Linked DNA regions of Homo sapiens: all the other regions are linked to region 1. Evidence: chromatin loops called from intact Hi-C (ENCODE). Cell type or tissue: GM12878. All regions are shown on one strand. Region 1 overlaps TET3 (tet methylcytosine dioxygenase 3). Region 2 overlaps LOC105374807 (a long non-coding RNA gene). Region 3 overlaps ACTG2 (actin gamma 2, smooth muscle).

Evidence for each region. Hi-C counts contacts between places; a loop is a spot of excess contacts. Peaks named below come from ENCODE experiments on the same cell type or tissue, not always from the same donor. Only the 100,000 strongest peaks of a DNase experiment are listed, where the experiment ranks them.
Region 2: it touches region 1 in a loop (2.9-fold over the local background); 4 of 110 quality-filtered maps call a loop at or near these places.
Region 3: it touches region 1 in a loop (2.9-fold over the local background); 3 of 110 quality-filtered maps call a loop at or near these places.

What each region holds. Positions count from the first base shown.
Region 1 is chr2:74,079,125-74,081,624 of GRCh38, reverse strand. TET3 (tet methylcytosine dioxygenase 3) reads right to left here. Exons shown (of 12, transcript NM_001287491.2): 6 at 1,034-1,127. Among named protein-coding and RNA genes, the nearest start is that of BOLA3, 68 kb to the left of the region's middle. In GM12878, a CTCF peak has its summit at 1,129; a DNase peak (open chromatin) is centred at 1,644; H3K27ac peaks cover 1,532 bases.
Region 2 is chr2:73,823,068-73,825,567 of GRCh38, reverse strand. LOC105374807 (a long non-coding RNA gene) reads left to right here. Exons shown (of 3, transcript XR_940246.3): 3 at 1,348-2,431. Among named protein-coding and RNA genes, the nearest start is that of STAMBP, 4.6 kb to the left of the region's middle. In GM12878, a CTCF peak has its summit at 1,438 (motif pointing left); a DNase peak (open chromatin) is centred at 1,433; H3K27ac peaks cover 246 bases.
Region 3 is chr2:73,906,797-73,909,296 of GRCh38, reverse strand. ACTG2 (actin gamma 2, smooth muscle) reads right to left here. Exons shown (of 9, transcript NM_001615.4): 4 at 514-624; 5 at 158-242. Among named protein-coding and RNA genes, the nearest start is that of ACTG2, 15 kb to the right of the region's middle. In GM12878, a CTCF peak has its summit at 1,176; a DNase peak (open chromatin) is centred at 1,189.

The DNA.
Region 1 (2,500 bases):
CCACCCAGCCTCTCTGCCTTTGCCCACATGATTCTCCTCACTGGGAATGCTTCCTCCCTCTCCTCAGCCTGACTAGTAACGGGCCAGTATTCATGGCCCCTGGCACGCTCACCTCGGGAAACCTAGCTTGAGCATTCCTCCTCCTCTGAACCACAGCATCAAGTCTGCCTCTCAACGACCCCAGTCTCCATGACTTTATTTCATATGTCTCTAGAGCACAAACAGCTTGAACATAGGGACCGAGCCCTCGTCTTCCACCCATACCCACTGCCCAGCACAGCGCGAGGCTGAGCTTGCAGGCACCCGAGGAACCTGGCTGCTCCTCCTCAGCACTTCTTCTGCAGAGGCAGATGCTCTGCTATTTAAAGATCTCCCTGTGGACTGGGAGGGCAAGGTCAGAAGGACTCTGTTTGGTGACTTGGGGTCTGAGTCACTGATGTTCTCCCTGTGAAGATGTCTAGGTTGCCTGGTAGGAAACTGCTTAGAAGCAAGGCAGAGGCAAGACTGGCCCACAGTGCTGCCCAGAGCCCTGGCCTCTTCCCTCAGGTTGGATCTCAGCATGCTAGCCTTCAGGTTTGTCTCTGGCTTCCAGGCAGCAGACAAAAGCACTGGCAGCTCCAGGGCACATGGAAGGGGACAAGGAGTCTGACAGTCCACAGTGGAGCCCATCAACGGGTCATGACAGCATCCCCAGTTTCCCTTCCTACCCCTCCGGCCCTGAGCCACGGGGACAGGATGAGCCGAGTGTGAAGACTAACACAGTTCCAAGGCTGACCCAAGACTCGGGGACTGGCATTTAAACAAGATGAGGACAAACAGCTGAGGCTGGGGGAAATGACCCTAACCCTGAGCCAGATTCCAGCTCTAAGGCTCCCCTGGACAGTCAACATGTTGTCTCCTACACACCCACCTGGCCCCACCCCCCGCCCTCGCCTGCTCAGCTACATGCAGCAAGGGGAACCAGGCACAGCCGTGGCCATGCAGCAAGGGGAACCAGGCACAGCTGTGGCTCTTGAGTGGGCTCAACACTCACCCACTTTGCAATGGGGCAACCGCGGGAGCTCTTTCCCTCCTTCCCCGTGTAGATGACCTTCTCGATCCGGATGGCTTTCCCCTTCTCTCCATACCTGAAGAGGGAGACAGAAGCCACCATTAGCACAGCAGAACCCCAAAGGAGAACAACTTTTGGTCAGAAGACAGCCTCAGTGTGCTTTTGTTTGAGTTTCTGGTTACCGTCGGGGGCAACAGAGAAGAAAGAGAAAGGTTTAAATGTTATTTGGTACCTAAAGGCTCTGGAGACACAGCGGCCACTTCCAGGCTTCCAGGTTCACCTGCCCCTTCTCTGCTCCCGCCCATCGGGCCCCCTCTGATCCAAGGCAGAAAGACAGCCGAGCAGAATGTCCCTGATCGTTACCTCCGAACTCCAGAAGGGAACTGAAACCAAAGGCTAAACATGGGCATTTGTATCCAGCCCTGTTAGCTGAGTCACCCTGAGAGTTAGCTATTTATAAATATAACAAATGAAATAAATGGGGGAACCCTTATTATTCTCTTTGAATAATCCCTAGATGACATTTGACCATGATGATGACAAACAGCTGAGGTTGGGGAGAAGTGGCTCTACTAAGCCCAAACGCCAGCTCTGAGGTTCCCCTGGACAGTAAACACATCTGGTTCCTGCACACGTCACCTGCCCTGGCTCCCCCACACACTCAGGGCTTCAGAACCCCAGCTCTCTAGGACTGTCTAATCAACCACACTATATTCAGAGATGGTGCAACTATGGCCCCTGGAGTTGAACTGACTTATCCAAGGCCACACAACTACAAAGAGGCAGCAGTGGTCTAAGCACAGCCCTGGACATCAGACAGACTTGGGTGTGAGTGCCAGCCCTGCCACTGTCTTGCTATATAACTGTGGCCAAATTACTAAACTTCTCTAAGCCTCAGTTTTCTCATCTGTAAAATGGAGATTAAAATGATCCCCACCTCCTGGGCTTGGTAAAGATCAAACAATAGTCCACAGGGAGTATATTATTTAAAGTGCTTTGAAGTTCCTGGCATGAGGAAAGAGTCCAATAAACAGTAATTATTTTTAATAATGTAAACGCCATCTTACAGAATCTTCTTATTTTTAACAGTTTTTTAGTTTCAGGTGCAATGTCATATCACCTGCAGATAATGGTCATTTGCCACCTATTCCCTTCTATTCTTTATAGCTCTAGCCATAAAGAAAGCACCTAAGATGGCCAGGGGCTTTCTTTTTTTTTCTTTCTTTTTGAGACGGAGTCTCACTCTGTCGCCCAGGCTGGAATGCAGTGGTGCAATCTCGGCTCATTGCAACCTCCGCTTCCCGGGTTCAAGTAATTCTCTGCCTCAGCCTCCCGAGTAGCTGGGATTACAGGTGCCTGCCACCACGCCCAGCTAATTTTTGTATTTTTAGTAAGGACAGGGTTTCACCATGTTGGCCAGGCTCGTCTTGAACTCCTGACCTCATGATC
Region 2 (2,500 bases), 260 kb after region 1:
TGCTTTTCCACTCAAGACCTTTGCATAGCTGACTCCTTTTCCTGGGATGCTTTTACCCTCATCTTCACTTGGCTGGCTCTGCCTCATCATTCATTTCTCAGTTTACATGTTACCTCCTCAAGGAGAACTTCTCTGACCACCCATTCTAAGGAGCCACCCAGTCATCCTTCATTAGTTGGTCTTATTTTAATTGTCTTGATAATCCTTACCACTGTCTGATATGATTTGGGTTGCTTATTGTCTTTCATTCCCCACTAGAATATAATTTCCAGAAAGTTAAGATCCTTTTCTGCCTTGCTCACAGCTCTATCCCCACTGCCTAGAATGGCTTGCGAAACCAGATGTGACACTCAATGAACATTGTTGAATGTTCAAATGTTGTTGAGATAAATATTGTCTCACTGTCCCCAAAATGATTTACAGGAATGTAATTAGCCAATTATGCTGATTACTGAGATGAACAATGAAAAACAATGACCGTTATGCTTTTGGGACCCACTCTTCTCTGCAAGGCACTTAGAGCTAGAAGCAGAAAGCCTAAAGGCTAGATGCCTTTATTAATTGAGCAAGTGTTTATTGAATATCTTTCAAGCTCATGGGTCTGTGTCTGGCATGGGTCTACCACAGTGAAAAAGAAAAACTGGGCGGGGCATGGTGGCTCATGCCTATAATCCCAGCACTTTGGGAGGCTGAGGTGGGCAGATCACAAGGTCAGGAGATCAAGACCACCCTGGCTAACATAGTGAAAACCTGTCTCTACTAAAAATACAAAATTAGCTGGGCGTGGTAGTGGGTACCTCTAGTCCCAGCTGCTCAGGAGGCTGAGGCAGGAGAATCACTTGAACCCAGGAGGCAGAGGTTGCAGTGAGCTGAGATCGTGCCATTGCATTCCAGCCTGGGCGACAAAGTGAGACTCCATCTCAAAAAAAAAAGAAAAGAAAAGAAAAGAAAAAAGAAAAACTGAGTTCCAGTTGTTTTAAGTCTTCCGTGGATGAAGGTTTAGAGCCATTAGAAGGAAAAAATTCTTTAAAAGATGAGCAATATTCTCAAGGGGAGGCTAGGTGAGCTCCATGCATTGAGACACTAAAACAGCCTATCTTGAACATTGCTTGGGAATGGAGGGGCTATGAAAGCAGAAATGGAGTGTGTACTAAAAACAAATTGTTCACATTGTTAAAATTTTTGCTATGAGTCCATTGGGAATATAAAATGACAAATAGGTTTGAAAAGTACTTGGGAAGAAAAAGATATAGAATGAGCTGATTCAAATAAAGGGAAATGTAGCAAATGCACTGGGATCTTTTAAGTTTGTGCATTATGAATGCATGCATATATGTTCCTTTTCAGCTGGAGTTGGAATTACCCAGTGAAGTTGTTCTTAAGAAGGCTACTGTAAAACCAGTAACATGAAGGTGAATCTGTGGTTTGGAGCTCCCCCTACAGTTTGTTTGAAGACTGGTCTCTCTCATCTCCAAGAAAAATGACCACTTTGGAAAATGAGTTCTTACGCATGCTTGGAAATATTTTTAATGTGTATATATTGTTTAAATTTATGTTTAAATGTGTACATGAGGAATCCGTTTTATGTTAGACATATTTTTTTCGTTTGTTACCTGCTTGCTAGCTGTGGACTGTATAATTTATTTTCCAATAAGTCAAAGTCTTTGTTTTAGGTCAGAGTGCCATTTTCAAGGTTGCGAATTTCAACAAGAGTTAAATGACACGTGAAACTTTATGGCTATTTGAGAATTGGACATTTTGAATGAGAGATTTTATCATTTTATATTTTGTTTACGTATTTCTTTTCAAATATAGGGCCTGAATTATGACCAAGCACTATAACTTTTAATGAGGGATAAAGAATTGCATGCCACTATGTGTGTACTCTGAAAAATACTCATTTAGTTAGTCATTTGACAAATACTGATTATCATCTATGTGCCCGACACTGTTTAAGGCATTAGGCACATATCAATGAACAAAGCAGACAAAAATTTCCCTGCCCTTGGGGATCTTGTAGTTTAGTGATGGATGGAGGAGTAGTGGATTATAAAAATTATCATGATAAAGAAGTCAATTACATAGTGTATTAAAAGGTTCAAAGTACTGTGAAAGCAATGGGCCCTGGCACAGGAAATCAGATTGAAGGAAGGGAGAAGCAGTGAGGCAACTGCAATTCCAAATAGTGTGGTCAAGGAAACTCCCATTGAAAAGATTTGAGAAAAGACTTGGAGGTAAGAAGAGCTTTCCAGGCAGGGAATAGCAAGTACAGAGGCCTTCAATCAGGAGCTTGCTGGTGCATTCAAGGCACAGTAAAGGGGCTCAGCGTGCCTGGAGTGGAGTGAAGGGGAGTGTAGCTGTAAATCATATAGGGCAAGAGTCAGCAAACCAGTGCAGCCTGTTTTTGTAAATAAAGTTTTATTGGAACATGGCCATGCTCATTTGTTTATGTATTTTCTGTGGCTGCTTTCATGCTACAACCAGAAAGTGGAGTTGTTGA
Region 3 (2,500 bases), 170 kb after region 1:
CATTCCACATGGGCATTCTCACCTATTATCCCTAAGAAAGATTTTGCCTGGACTTCAGCTGTCCATTTGATTCTTCTGAGCAGGAGCCTCTGCCAGACCCCAGCTTTTCCCTACCTCCCCTGAAGTCAGAAAAGGAATGGATTACAGGATTACTCACCTGTCGTGCGGCCAGAGGCATAGAGGGAGAGCACAGCTTGAATGGCGACGTACATGGCAGGGACATTGAAGGTTTCAAACATGATCTTAAAGGACAATGAAGAATAAAAGATTATTTGGCAAAAATCACAGCACTTCTTGGCCTGTAGAATGGTTTGTAATCTCATTAAGGGCAGGAACTATGCCAGTTTGATAGTTCATTATTCCACACCCACTCCCCCAGGGCCTGGCATGGACCACAGACATAGCAGGTCCTCAGAGAGTTCTGTTGCACTGATGTTTGAAGGGGAGAAAGTATCTGGCCAAGCATCCATGTTGCATTCTTATGCCAGTGTTCAAGTCTTCCTGGCTTCTTACCTGGGTCATCTTTTCCCTGTTGGCCTTGGGATTTAGGGGAGCCTCTGTGAGCAGGGTGGGGTGCTCTTCAGGTGCTACACGCAGCTCATTGTAGAAGGAGTGGTGCCAGATCTAGTGGAGACAAAAGCCATATGAGCCTGGCAGACTCCCAATGGCTGGAAAATTCTCATTGACATTCCCATGCTGGGAGAGTGTGGCACCATGTTACACAGGATGGGATGGATCTGGAGAGGAGAATGGTCAGCCCTGGAAATTTCTGATTGACATTTAAAGGGTATACTCCTTCTCAACAGGGCCCCAGGTAGGACTCAGACCTGGAACCAGTATTTTCTATGTGTTCATTATTTCCATTTGACCTTCCCTCCTCTTCACTCTCCTACAGTCTCTCCCCTGCCTTTGTGCACTGAGTGATGCAAGGCACATTGTATCACTCAAGTGTTCATTGCTTTCTGGCTTCTGGCTATATTTGGCTGATAGAAGATTCCTGCAAGAGGCTGGAAAGTAGGAGGGCAAAAGAAGTCAGGGTCTATCTCCTGACAATGGCGTGGCCCTCCATGAGCACAGTTCCTGTTGGGCAGCCCCTCTTTCAGAGCTCAAGCTCTCACTAAGCTCCAATGACACTGCCCTCGTCACCTGACCCCTTCATGTTTAGGGGTGTGAGAGCTCCCTCTGTTGCTGGCTCTTGGGTGCCTCGACATCCCTTTGTAGTTGCCTTAACCCTATGCACATTTCTGTAGGACATTCATTTAACCAGTTGTAAAACCCCAGCTGAGTATACACTGTCAAACAATTTCAAAACCGCAGCTGAGTGTACACTATCTCCTGCTGAGAATCTGACAGAGGCACTTGGGCTCAATTTTCACTGGCTATTATTGGCCAGGCTGGTGCTTTAAAGCAGGGTTTCTCAATCGCAGCTCTATGACATTTTAGGTTGGATAATTCTTTGTTGTGGAGGGCCGACCAGTATCCCTGGTCTCCACCCACTGGATGCTAGCAGCAGTTTTCCAGTTGTGACAATAAAAAATGTCTGCAGACATTGCCAAATGTCCTTTGGGAAGCAAAATCATCCTGGTTAAGAACCACCGCTTAGCCTGGGCAACACACTGTGGGCCTGTCTCTACAAAAAGATAAAAAATTAGCCAGGCATGGTAGCGCCTGCCTGTAATCTCAGCTACTCAGGAGGCTGGGGCAGGAGGATCGCTTGAGCCCAGGAGGTCAAGGCTGCAGTGAGCTGTGATCATGGCACTGCACTCCAGCCTGGGCAACAGAGCAAAACCCTGTCTCAAAAATAAAAAAGAACCACTGTTTTAGAGGAAGTTAATTTCTTCCTGTGTCCAGTTCCTTCTTCAGTGATCAAGTACGACCAAAAAGGAGTCTTTCAGAGGGATTGGGCAAAGTGTAGCAGGGACATGGGGCTTTGGTTTCCTCAGAGGTGAGGCACAGGGTCATTTGATGCCATTGGACCCATGTATTTATGGACCGCCAGGTTTGTGCTAAGACGGTGGTAAGTGTGATGAGGGCAGATATGAATCAGACATGGCACCCTATTCTCAGTTGCAAAGTCCAGAGGGGAGAGAGACGTTTAAAAAAGACCAAAACAAACAAAAAGAAAAACACAAGCCACATTTTAAGTGAAAGAAGAGGTAGGAGTAATTCATTATCTGAGGGATTTAAATGGGCCTTGAGGGCAAAAGAAGGTCTCCAGAGGCTGCTGCAAAAGGCATCCGAGGCAGAGGGAATGGCACAGGCAGAGGCCCTGGACTGTGAGCATTGCACAGGAGCCTGAAGGACAGCAACTGGTCTTAAGGAGGGGACCCCATGCTACTTAAAATGTGCTTCCTCAAGGCCCTGTCTCAGAGTCACCTGGGATCATCTGACCCACTGAACCAGAATCCTTGGGTGTTGGGCTCAAGCATCTGCACTTGATTTTGGTTTCTTTTTTGGAGTTTTTATACCTTAAAAGTTAAAGATGTTGATAATTTTTAAA